Regions from separate parts of the Homo sapiens genome. Here region 1 is linked to region 2. The links are chromatin contacts, found by Hi-C in ENCODE. All regions are on one chromosome and are shown on one strand. Each heading gives the region's core, a stretch centred on a gene start or an enhancer-like site at or near the end of the contact. The rest is flanking DNA. Distances are from core to core; before and after follow the strand shown. Region 1 overlaps CERS6 (ceramide synthase 6). Region 2 overlaps STK39 (serine/threonine kinase 39).

Region 1 (6,271 bases), core at 3,634-6,133, 590 kb after region 2:
TATTTTACTTTATTGCCCTTGATCATGCAAGAAGATGTGCAGTCTCCACTAACAGACCTTCAGAAAAGCACACATCCCACCCCTCTGCCATCACGTTCCGAGTGTGGTCTCCATCTAAGGAAGATTTGGGTGGAGGGACATGATGAGACTCTACTGATGTCTGGTATTTTTCTGCTTGACTTTGTTTCTGTGGTACTATCTGAGTGACACACTAAGGATACTTACACATAGGAATGTTAACACCAAAACTAACAACAGGCTTAAATTCTGAGTTTTATCCCCTTGGTACACCTTGTGCAATCCTAAAGATGTTCAGCCCTGGCACTGAAGCAGCTTCCCCTCTTCTGCACCTGAGAGTTGAACACAAGTAGCTATTTCCAAACTGATTTAAAAGGGTAAAGGGTATATATATATATATATATATATATATATATATATATATATATATAAAATCATCTTTGAAAAAATGATTATATGCATTTATATAGATTTAAAGTATGTTATTTTCTCTAATTATAAGAATACATACTCATTAGAGAACATTTGGAAAATGTAGAAAACATTTTAAATCCCTGGAATCAGAAGTACCTAGTGTTAATTACCATTTTGGCATATGTTCATTTAATCGCACTTTAAATCATGTTTTATACATATGTGTGTAAAATGTCTAAAGGAAAATTGGAGATTATACTGTACGTAATTTTTAATCTAGCCTAGGCAACATAGCAAGACCTCGTCTCTATTAAAAATAAAAGTTAAAAAAATTAACCGAGCATGATGGTGCATGCCTATGGTCCCAGTTACTCAGGAGGCTGAGGTTGGAAGATCGCTTGAGCCCAGGAGGTGGAGGATTCAGTGAGCCATGATTGCACCACTGCACTCCATCCTGGGCAATGGAGTGAGACCCTGTCTCAACAAATTTTTTTTTTTTTTTAATCTTTTGTCACTTTTCATTAAGTTGTGAGAATGTTCTCATGTCACTAGATAAAAGACATGATTTTAATGTATGAATAATGTTCTACCACTATAGATATGGATTTTTAATCATTTTTTAAAACCATTAGAAATAGTATTGAGAAAGCATTCTTGAACTTAAATCTTTGTTGGTAACCTTTATTTCTTAAAAGATAGATAACCGTAAAAGTGACTTTGAAGGTAGAGAGTTATTTTAAGATATTCTGGATATATATAGCCAAATTATTTTCTATGAAGATTTCAGCTACTTGTACCCTGACAAACTATGTATTTGAGTGGTTTCATTTTATTTTTTGATAACACAGTGTTTTCTCTTTTTTATGTATATTTGATCATATAGTTTAAATATTATCTCTTTTAATTATTAGTTTCAACATTTTCAAACCCACAGAAAATTTGAAAAAATACAGTAAATATGCATATACCCCCAGTTGCACTCACCGTTAGCCCTTATGATACCAATAGCACTTCCTACACACGCTCACACATAAACACACACACACACACACGCATTTGCCAAATTATCTGAAATTAGGCTGCAGATATCATGACAGTTCAGCCCAAAGACTTCAACATGCATGTATCCTGTTTTACTTTGTATTTATTGGATTATTAATATGGGAGAACATTTTGTTCATGTTTTCATAAGCCAGTTGTATTTCTTCTGATTCTTTGCCCACTTTTCTCTTTGAATATGTTGTGATTTTCTCATCAAAATCTGTGATATCTGTGAGTGAAAGCTGCATCAGATGCTACCCAGATGCCACCTAACCTTCTGACAAGGAGCTAGGCCCTGTACACTCAGATGGCCAATGGTGTGTAGGATAAATTTCCTCTCCAATTTAAGGTATGGCCTTGGCTATTGCTCTTTCTGCAGTGAGAGTAGAAGTCTTACCTTCAGCTTGTTGACTGTAACCATTTTATTTATGATCAGGGACTATGGAAATAAGTAATTAACATTGAATGGATAAGCACAGTTAAACTCAGTATAACTGGTGGAAACACAAGAGAGTGCCTTGTCCTGTTAGTTAAATAATTTTTTAAAATTTATTTTTAGATGAAACCCCCTGAGATTCTGTATACTGTCTTTTGAGTATTGGAAAAATAATTTTTACTAAATAAAACCACCATCTCTAAAGCCACAACTTGGAAGTGTTTGCAGTGATTTCTGCAAAAGAACTCATTGTGGTCCTACTCCTGAACCTGCACGCCCCCACCGAATGGCTGGCCTGGGGACTGCTTCAGTCAAATTGTGTTTGTATTTCTTTCTTCCTCAGTAAAGCGTTGTGTGTGCCTGTCCAAGGCTTGCCAGCAAATTGGTCACATCAGGCAGATTTCCAGCCTGGCAGTTACAGGTGGAAAAGGCTTTCAGATCTCAGGCTCTGAGTTTTGCACAGGGACTTCCCTCTCCCAAGGTCTACGGCACATCTATTTGTCTTTTTATTAGTATAACATTTAATCCCAGAAATGGCGTGGTTGGGGGTGGGGGGGGGGCAGGTATTAAATGCCATGCTGAGTTTGTGCAAGGCCTGCTCTTGGTTCACAGTATAGGCACCTGCAGTGCCCCAGGGAAGCAGATCTCTTGTGTCCTTTCTGTCTGCCCTTTTCCCACCCCCTGATTCCTGCCTCCCCCATCCCTTCCTCCCCCTCTGTCTTACCATTTCCTCCTTTCCCCAAAAGACAAGGTTTGAGGTATTGTACCCATCATTTCCAGAAGCACTCTCTCTCCTATATCTTCCAAAATTATGACATAAGAAAGTAACAGAAGAGTGCAGAACCCAGGCAGATTTCACAGTCCCTAGGCAGCTATTAAGCTCTAAATATCAGGCATCTTGACAAAGACAGCTCCAAACTTGCCAACAAACCCACATTCCAGGGGCAAAGGATATCAAATATCATACTATTTGTTTAAGTTGACCCCTCTTCGCTATCTGAATCCCCACACTCATAACCATGGATGAATCTGAGTGCTGCTTCTTTTGTTCAGACGGAATTTAAAAATCAGTTTTAGAGTGAGAAATGCGCAAGCCCATCCCATATAGGCAGGTCCTTTTCCCCAACAGGTATGCCCTCCTTTTCCCTGGCCTCCTGTCTTCTCAGCACTTCCAGGGAGCCACATGCTCACTGAGAGCTGTCTCCACCCCTTATTCAACGCACCTAAAACTTGACAGTCTGAGCAGATGGGGGAAGTAGAGTGATTCCAGCAACTGTCTCCTTTTCTGGAGCAGGAAGCTGGGACTGTGGCTAAGTGAGGCTGCCCTTCTGCAGCTCTGAGAATATGGTAGCGTGCGCTACCATGCCTAGCTAATTTTTTATTTTTTGTAGAGACGGGGTCTTGCTGTGATACCTCGACTTAGGAGAGTTGGCTTTCTGGAAACTCACCTGATGCAGGGCAGGTGAGCCCCAAAGTGAGGCTTAGTCCACAAGGCTTCTTGGCTTTGCCCAGGAAAAAAATTCAAGGGCAAGCCGGAGGTAGAAGAAAACAGCTTTATTGAAGAGGCAGTGCTACAGCTCTGTGTGTGCTCCTGCAGAGCAGGGTTACCCACTAGGCAGAGAGTAGCAGCTCAGGGCAGTTTTGCAGTCATATTTATACCCACTTTTAATTACATTCACATTAAGGGGCAGTTTATGCAGAAATTTCTAGGGAAAGCGTAGTAACTTGGGTCTTCAGGTCATGGAGAGGGGCAATTAACTTCCAGGTGTTGGCTTGGCAATGGCAATGGCGAACTGACGTGGCACACTGGTGCGTGTCCTATGGAAAGCTGCTTCTGCCCTTGCCCTATTTTAGCTAGTTCTCAATTTGGTCTGGTATCTGAGCCCCACCTTCTACCTTGCATCCAGCCCTGTAAAAATCTGTTGCACTCTTTGTCCCAGTTAAGACCTTTATTGGCTTTTGTTAATGCTTGGCTGTATGTTATCATTCTCATGTGGCTTCCTCAAATTTTAATTTAAGCTAATATTTATATGATTACATACATGTTAATTATAGTTAAATACTCATTATAGAAATTTTGTAGAAAAATTAAAACCACAAAGAAGAAAAAATTTCAATCCTATAGTTCTGAGATAACCACTGTTGATTGTTTGATATCTTTGTTTCTAACATTTTATGTGTTTAAAATTACATCTTTTTTCTTTACCAAAGTAAGATCATCCTGCACATACTGCTTTTATAACTGCTTTTCTAATTTAACATTGTACTCTCAGCATTTTTCCATTTCATTAAATGTTCTTCTATAATATAATTTCATTGGCTACAGAGTATCTACCATATGAAAAAGTCATTATTTGATGCCCTATTTTAGGGCATTAATTAGGATGTTTCCAGTGGCTTGCTATTATAAATAATATTGAAATAAACATCTTCATGGACAAATTTCCTCACGGATTCCTGATTACTTCCATAGGACAAATGTTTGCAAAGAGGATCACGGTTCATTAGATGTGCACATTTTGACACGTATTGTAACATTATCAGCCAAATAGAGTGTGCCAATTTATATTCCAACCCCAGTTCCTCAAATAGATAGTAAGTTCTTTGAGGTTCACTATTATGTATCCTCCATAGTTCCTGGAAGTGTTGGGCATACAATACAAACTTAATAAAAATAAAGTTAATTCCACTTAACTTTCTTGATTACCAAATATTTAACCTGTCTCCCCCTTGCTACCTTCACTTGCTTCCATGCTATAGATGCAAAACATAGCTGTGGTCACTGAGCTAAATATTGATGATAGCAGTGACTTTGATCAAAAGCCATGTTACCTCAAAACTTATCCTAAACACAAGTAAGAGGTTATAGCAGGAAGTGTCAGGTTAAAAGAATCTGCAGGCTAGAATATGGCTGGAAACTTATTTACTGCAATACTAACAACCAGTTGTGCCAATGAGTTGATCACCTTTTCTAAAGAGAAAAGAGACTGAGGATGTGGTTTGGGGTGTGGGCTGTATCAGGTACTTTTTTATGACCCAGATATGATACCAGAAGACAGAGCACTACTGGATGAGGGGGAGGTGGGTGCAAACTCTGCTATGGGAGCCCATGCCACTTCAGTAAATAAATTAAGCTTTGTTCTCTCTTGAGGAATCTCATTCTTCCTGTTTATCCTTCTCTCTCACTGCTCCACACTTCTCTGGAGTACTTGTTTCCATGGACTATAATAATCACTGAGCAGTATTTTTTTTTTAAAGAGCAGCTGTGTTTCTCAAGCCTTGCTCTTGATCTTTATGTCCTCTTGCCAAGATAACTGCAGTGGCCTCTATGCAGTGTCTTCACACCTCCAATCTCCTCTGATGGAAACCATCCCACAGTTTCCATAACATTCTTCCTAAATCAAGGCCTTAATCTAGTTCCCCCACCCCCATTCCCAAATTTTCCAGGATTTCCTTTGTTTTCCACTGTAAGTTCAAACTTTTCTTCCCAGCAAGAAAGACCTTCCACAAAATTATGCCAACACTTCTCCTTTAACTACTGCCTTGCAGGTACCCATTCCAGCTATGCATGATCCCTTGTGTATACCCTTTGCTTTCCGGCCTGTACATGCCTTTGCTCAAAATGCTCCCTTTGCTTGGAACACCTATTATATTTAATAATTCTACCTTAGTAATCAGTGTATTTGTCTGAGTCTCCTACAGTTATTTGTAAACTCTTTGAGTGTAGGTACCTAGTCTTATCTATCTTAAAATCTCTCTCAGGGATACAATTGCATTGGTTAGGGAGGGAGTACCCAGATATCTTCATTTTAGATGTCATTTTTGTGTTTAATATTCTGGTCACAGGGAGAAAATATCTTAAGCATGTGGATTATGCCAGATGTGGTGGTGGCACAGCTGTAATTCCAGCTACTTGGGAGGCTAAGGCAGTAGGATCATTTGAGCCCAGGAGTCTGAGGCCCACCTTGGCAACAGACCCCATCTTTTAAAAAAATAAATGTGTGTGTGTGTGTGTGTGTGTGTGTGTGTGTGTGTGTATAGAGAGAGAGAGAGAGAGGCTAAGTTTGACACTGGAATGTGTCCAGCGTCACCAAGTTATATATAAAGTCCATGCCTCAAGCCTTGCATGCAAATTGAAAATTAAAGAGAGCAACATGGCAAAATGTGCTGCTGATAGCTTTCAGCTTTGCTGGATTGAACAGGAATATAAGGTAAGGCTGCAGACTCTCCTGTCTACTGCCAGGTCACACCCAGCCAGTCCTTGTGTATTCATATTCCTGGTTGCCTGGTTCCCTGTGGAAGCTGGTGATGGGGTGCGAACAAGGAGCGTGGCACGTAGCTGGCAGCTACAGTATACCTAAA
Region 2 (6,173 bases), core at 358-2,857:
TCCTCCACCGGGTTCACCCAGTAACATTTCCTTAAGCTGTTGCTCAAACAACTGCTAGCAGCTGTTAAAGCATGAGAAGCTGCTTACAATCTCCCCAAGTATTTCTCACTGATGGTGTGCAGCTGGAATGAAAAACTCAGTTTCCAGAACTGAGTACATTCTTGGTTCATTCTAGAGCTCTTATCAAATGTTACCATTTGTCGAGATACCAAAAATCAGGGAGCCACATTAATTTACTGTCCTTATTCACTTATGCCAAAAAAAAATTCATGTATGAGAATTTTGTCGTAATTCATCAAACCATAATTCACATAGTTATAAACTGTTCCTGAAACTCAAAACAAATATTTCGGTTCACTATAAAGCACTTGCACCCCCCCCACCCCAACAGATTTTAATTTTCATGTGTATTCTATTTTCTGAGTATAACCAGTTGCCTCTTCATTCATGTTCTCTGCTTCACTCTTCCTTAACTTTAGCCTCATGGCTTGCAGGCTAGGGCAGTGCTTGTCCAAAATCAGAAGTGATATTCCCCATTAAAAACTATTTTCAGCCTTTAAAATATGCAGTAGTATACATACCTAAATATTTAAAATATTTCTGCCTCCCTCCCTGCTAAGCTGATATATTCTTACTCATTTCAACTCTCAGCTATGCCTTACATCTGTTCTCTTTGCCACCAACAGGCACATGTACTTGCATAACCTGCTGCTGAGACAGGGTGTCTCCCGTGCCTCTAGGCAGAGTGCACTGACCCAAAGTTCAGGAACACCTGCCATGTATCAGGTACCATCTGGGAATGCTGCGATGAACAACACAGTTTCTCCCTCTGGGAAGTATCCAGTCTGAAGGGAAGATGGGAAAGTAAAGGCCCAATGTCAGTGCTGTGTCATAGGCTAGCTAGAGTATGGCCAGAACCCTTGCAAACCACCAGGGTGAGGGGCTTAACCTGGTGCAGGTGGGCATGGTGGAGGAAATGATCATGAAAGGTTTCTCAAGGAAAGAATTCTTCATGAATAAGTCATGAAAAGAAGTTACTCAGGTAAGAAAGGGGAACCCTGAACAAGAAGCTATAAGCATTTCAAGTCACAGCAGAAAGCACTTGCAGACATGACCAGAAAAACAGGCAGGTCCCTCATCTGCCATTAGTAGGAAGCTGGAGCTTTATTCCATCAACAATGCTTTATTCCATCAACAATGCTTATAAACTTTATGCAAGAGGAAGATACAGTCAGATCTACACTGCAGATTCTTCACTCTGGTGATATTGAGGAAACTGATGGGAAAAAGAAAAGAGCAAAATAACACGGCAGGAGGTCAGATGGAGTGCCTAAGGCCTCGCACCTCCCTAGCCACCGTGAGCTTACCACACCCTAAGTAATTAGAGGACACCATCCCAATTTCAATACGAAAGCAATGAGTTAGCAAATTCTAAAATAAAATGTGTTTTAACTCCTTTAATGCCGCAGTATATTCTCATTACACAAACGTGCAAAATGAGGCACAGAGAAGCTAAAGCTATAACTTGGTTACACAGCTAGAAGGAGCAATGCCAGGACTGAACTATGGCTGTCTGGTGTCAGAGCCCATGCTCTGGGCCAAGGTGCTCATAAATGTGATGACATCATTTCCTGATTGGATGCCTCCGGGGCTTTCAGCGCTTTCCCACACTAATCAGAAGCTGACTCCAGCGCTGCTCGGGTGCCTTGCTCAAAGCAGCAGCCTCTCTTCCCTACAACACAAAAAATAACTCTTAAACCCCTACCCTCCCCATCAAAGTGCACTTTATGAGGGCCAAAGGCCACAGAAGGAAAATGAAAGAACCTAGCAGCTATGGGTGTAAAAACTCAACCACCTTGCCCATCTTCCTCTAGCTCCTTAATGGATAACGCCTAAGTGACAGAAGCAAGTTAAGTTTCATTGCATGTTTTCCTAGCACTTTTAGTCATGGGGTTTTCAGTGTTCAAGATGCAGATTTAAAATGAAGATGTATTCAAGGCTGATAAGGATATTATCTCCCTCCCAGTAAATAAGAGATGCTACCCAAAGTTCTACCAATGTACCTTGGACAGTGAAAAACCCAGGGCATAAGCTTGATTTGAATGGATGCACATACGTGAGGCATTTTGATGGTAACTTTCTAGAGTTCCAGGCTGCTTTCGCTCAGTACCAGTTTTTATTTCTGTTATGTAAAACCAGGGAAGGGAAATTCACATTCACACACATAAGCACTGTCTTTGTGTATTGGGCCTACTATAACAAAATACCTTAGACTGGGTGACTTAAAAACAACAAAATCTTATTTATCACAGTTCTGCAGGCTGGGAAGTCCAAGATTATGGCATCGGCAGATTCACTATCTAGTAAGGACCCGCCTTCTTGTTTATAGATGGTGCCTTCTGTTCGTGTCCTCACATGGTAGAAGGGCACGGCAGCTCTCTGGGGCCTCTTTATAAAGGCACTGGCCCTACTCATGAGGGTTTAGGCCTCATGATCTTATTACCTCCCAAAGGCCCCACCTCCTAACACCATCACATTGGTAATTAGGGTTCAACATATGAATTTGGAGGGCACACAAAATTCAAACCACAGCACACACACACCTAAAAGGCAAACGTAAGTGAAAATGAGCATGAGATCTACCTTACATAATGTAGTAGTAAGCTTCTACAAAGTTCTTTATAAATCAAAGGTGTTGAAATCAACATTTTTATAGAACATCAAGAGTAGCCACTATTTTTTTTAAATCTTAGATTAAAAAGATTAGCAGAAACCACCTCAAAGTGATCTGTTTCATATGAATTTCTGTTTGCTCAAAATAGTGTCTCTCATTAATTCTGGACAAACAGGCTTAGTCATTTGCCAAAGCACTAAGCTCTTCCTGACAATATGACAGGGCATCAAATTGGAAGATAAAATGCTATGCCGTGGGAAGAACATGACTTTCGAGTAGCCACTCCCCCTTCTATCACACAGTGCAGCAAAACCTATTACATTTTCCAAGGCATCCAAGTTGATTATCAGGAAGTTACACACACTGGACCTCTAAGCATAGAAGGTACAGTAAGAAGGAAAGCATTTTCTCTTAAACCCTGAGTAGGCTGTCCTCAGGTTCTAATTCACTACATCAAACCTGAAGTTTTCCAGTCTGAAAAGAGTGTGGTGTCATTATTGAGCTTAATTCTATACCAAATGACGCTTAGATGGCTGCTTCTCCTATGCCCTGAAACCTTACCAGGGACACCCTTGTGTTTCAGCCTGAAGGAGCAAGGAGGAAGAAGGTGCTGAATATGTTCCCTGGCCCAAAGGGGAATCGATTTATGCAGAGACACAGAAGAGCTAGTGATCGCTGGGGTATATTCCATCTGAAAGTGAGGTCATTTAAATCCAGATTTAAGGTCCTCCTCCTGGAAATCCCATAGATGTGAGTTGACAGTTTCTAGAGTCAGACTGTCCAAACCCAAAGCATGGCTACACCGCTTATTCTACGTGTGACCTGGGCAACTGACTTCCCCACTGTAATTTAGTTTCTCCTATGTAAAATGGATGCAATAGTACCTTCCTCATGGAGTTGTGCTGAGGACTGAATGAGACTCAAAGCATTCAGAATCCAAAACCTAGCCTGACACACAGGAAGCACTCAAGACACATTAGTTCCTGATTTTATACCCACGTTCAATAGAAATGTACATTCTTCCCAGAGAATTTGGACTGTGTTCAACAGAACCAGGCTCATTATCCTATCCACCACACTTCTAGCTGCATAATAAAGTGAGGGTTTCTCATGGTCTAAATCAGGCCCTTTAATCTTCTGTTTTCTGATAAAAAGTTCTGAAAAAGGGAATTTATACATATGTAAAAGTGAGTGTTTCCCCTAAAAAAAAACAAAAATCATTATGTTTTCTATTAGGATAGCAAAAATGCCCTTTCTTAAAAACAGTGCACACAATAATATTCTCAAGGTGGGCAATGTATATTACACTCAAAGAAATAAATGCAAACTTAACTTCTCCCCTGCTTAACTTTTATTTCAAACTACAGGGCCTCAGAGGCATAAAGATACAAAGGGGAAAGAGCAAAAACAGACTGGGTAAAAACAATGTATTATTTGTCCAGGTAGCAACAAAAAGGGACCGTCTCACCCCTGCCGTTGCTGAGTCTCCACATTCCACTCTTCCCCCCGATCTCGCCTGTTTCACCCACCGACAAGGATGCCAGTAAAAGACCCAGAGACTCCTGGTCCTCATTTTTGTTCAGGCAGCAACCAAGTACCTGACCAAGAAAGTCAATCTCCTATAAAATGAGGACAGCAGTAACATCTACCTTTCCAAGGAGACATTAAAAATGCTTTAAGGCAATAACCTTATATTATAGTGAACACTTTAAAAATTCAAACTTTAAATACTGTATTAGTTGGATGTTATGATCAGGTCAGAGAATATGGGAGAAATTAAATGTGAATTCTAGAAAGCGACAGTTCCAGAGATGCAGAAGCTGTACATTTAGGTGCCTGTCAAGCAGCCACCATACATCTGGGAAATGGCCATTCCAGTTTGTGTTATTACACAAGCATGAAGTCGCATACTCAAAAAGATACCAAGGAAGTCCCGGATGGCTGGAACACAAAGTCCTCAGCACATGCCAGGCATAGAAAAGGCACAGCCCTCTCTACACATCAATTCACTTAATTCCCACACCTACCCTGTGCAGGGGCTTCCTGCCTGAGCCCTTCTGAACTCAGCAGCCCGCACAGTGCAGGCACGTACTGGGTCACAACAGACTCCTCGGCAGTGAGGAAAAACCCAAAGGCCTGTGATGGAAGGAAAAAGCCAGGAAATCTTACCTCGGGGATTCTTACTGGGAAAAAGAAAAGGACAATGTGTTCCAGAAGGCTCAGGGAGAGGCTCGGATCATTAATCTGACAAGAATAATGGGATGAGATGACTGGCAGAGGACCAAGTAACAGAATAAGGCAGGGGCTGACCAGCCTTCACATTTCAAAGGCAGTTCACTGCTATTTTGACCCTTTTAGTGAGAAATCATCATTTCATCATAAAACAGAAAATTAGTTGTACTTCCTTATCATCTTAGAGCAAGATTAATGGCAAGTTAGCTTCCAAATTCCATAATTAATAAGTATTACCTTTTGATAAGTCATAAACTCTCCTCAGAGCTGAAGCTCTTGCAGGACAATTTGAGGGTCACATGATCTCCAGTCAGTGCAAGGGAGTATCACTGTGATCCTGTTAGTCGTAGTAACAGAAGTAATAGTAGTAATAGTAGCAACAGCAGTAGCAGCAGCAGCCATGGTAGAACAGCAGTTATTGATATTTACTGCTTGCCTATTATGTGTTGGCCACTGTTAAGATCACTGGACCTTGATTTCATGAAAGAAGATGAAGTAGTTTATATTTTTACCCTTCTTTAAGGAAACTGAGTCTTAAGAAGGTTTGGTAACTTGCCCAAGGTGGTACAGCTACTAAGTGGTGGCCTCAGAATTTCGATCAAGTCAGCTGACACCAGAGCCTGCACTCTGAACAACTAGACTGCTTGGGGCTGGACAGTTTGAAATCTTTGCCCACAGATGTCTCTTAGCTGTTACTTGTTTAACTGAAGTACTTTTTCAAACTGTCCTTAGCCTATGGGATAAGGTCCACTCATGAGGACAAGATATGCACACACAAAGCACTAACTCAGATGGCTCAACAACAAAATCCAGCCTCCACGATGAGGAGAGGCACCAGAGTCGGGGGGTGGGGGTGGGGGGCAGCAGATGAATCAAGAATTGCCAAAGATTGATAATTATTGAAACTAGGTGATGGGTACAAGTGGGCTCATCTTACGCGTCTCTGCAATGACAGGGTCACTCCAGTAGAGGGAATGACTGTCTAGCCAAAAAATGCCAAGAACACTCCCCCAAGAAACCATGAAAGCTAAAAGGATTGCTGAGACAGACTTTCAACGACATGGGTAAAGCAAGAGTTAATATGGGCGTGGCTACATCTTATCCCAGGCCTTTAAGGTTACTCTAGGGCCAATAACAAAATAGAGGCTTTGAACACGAAAGGTGCTCACCTGATATTGTGTGTTCATGTAAAAGACATTCATTGCATCCCCAGCCTACCAGCTTTGTCAAGAATAGCCATGTTGGGTCAGAGTTAAAAACAAAATAA

Evidence for each region. Hi-C counts contacts between places; a loop is a spot of excess contacts on that map. Pooled maps may share reads with other maps.
Region 1: a pooled map shows a loop between it and region 2 (2.1-fold over the local background). The contact joins two enhancer-like sites. A Hi-C loop is called at or near these places in 2 of 37 single-sample maps with no recorded cell type and 6 of 50 pooled maps.

What each region holds. Positions count from the first base shown.
Region 1 is chr2:168,746,373-168,752,643 of GRCh38, forward strand. The region is part of intron 8 of CERS6 (ceramide synthase 6); the gene reads left to right. Among named protein-coding and RNA genes, the nearest start is that of CERS6-AS1, 37 kb to the right of the region's middle. Within about 2 kb of position 4,884, at least 4 of the 41 ENCODE cell types and tissues checked have a DNase peak (open chromatin) inside an H3K27ac peak, as active enhancers do.
Region 2 is chr2:168,155,189-168,161,361 of GRCh38, forward strand. All of the region lies in intron 5 of STK39 (serine/threonine kinase 39), which reads right to left. Among named protein-coding and RNA genes, the nearest start is that of STK39, 89 kb to the right of the region's middle. Within about 2 kb of position 1,608, at least 6 of the 41 ENCODE cell types and tissues checked have a DNase peak (open chromatin) inside an H3K27ac peak, as active enhancers do.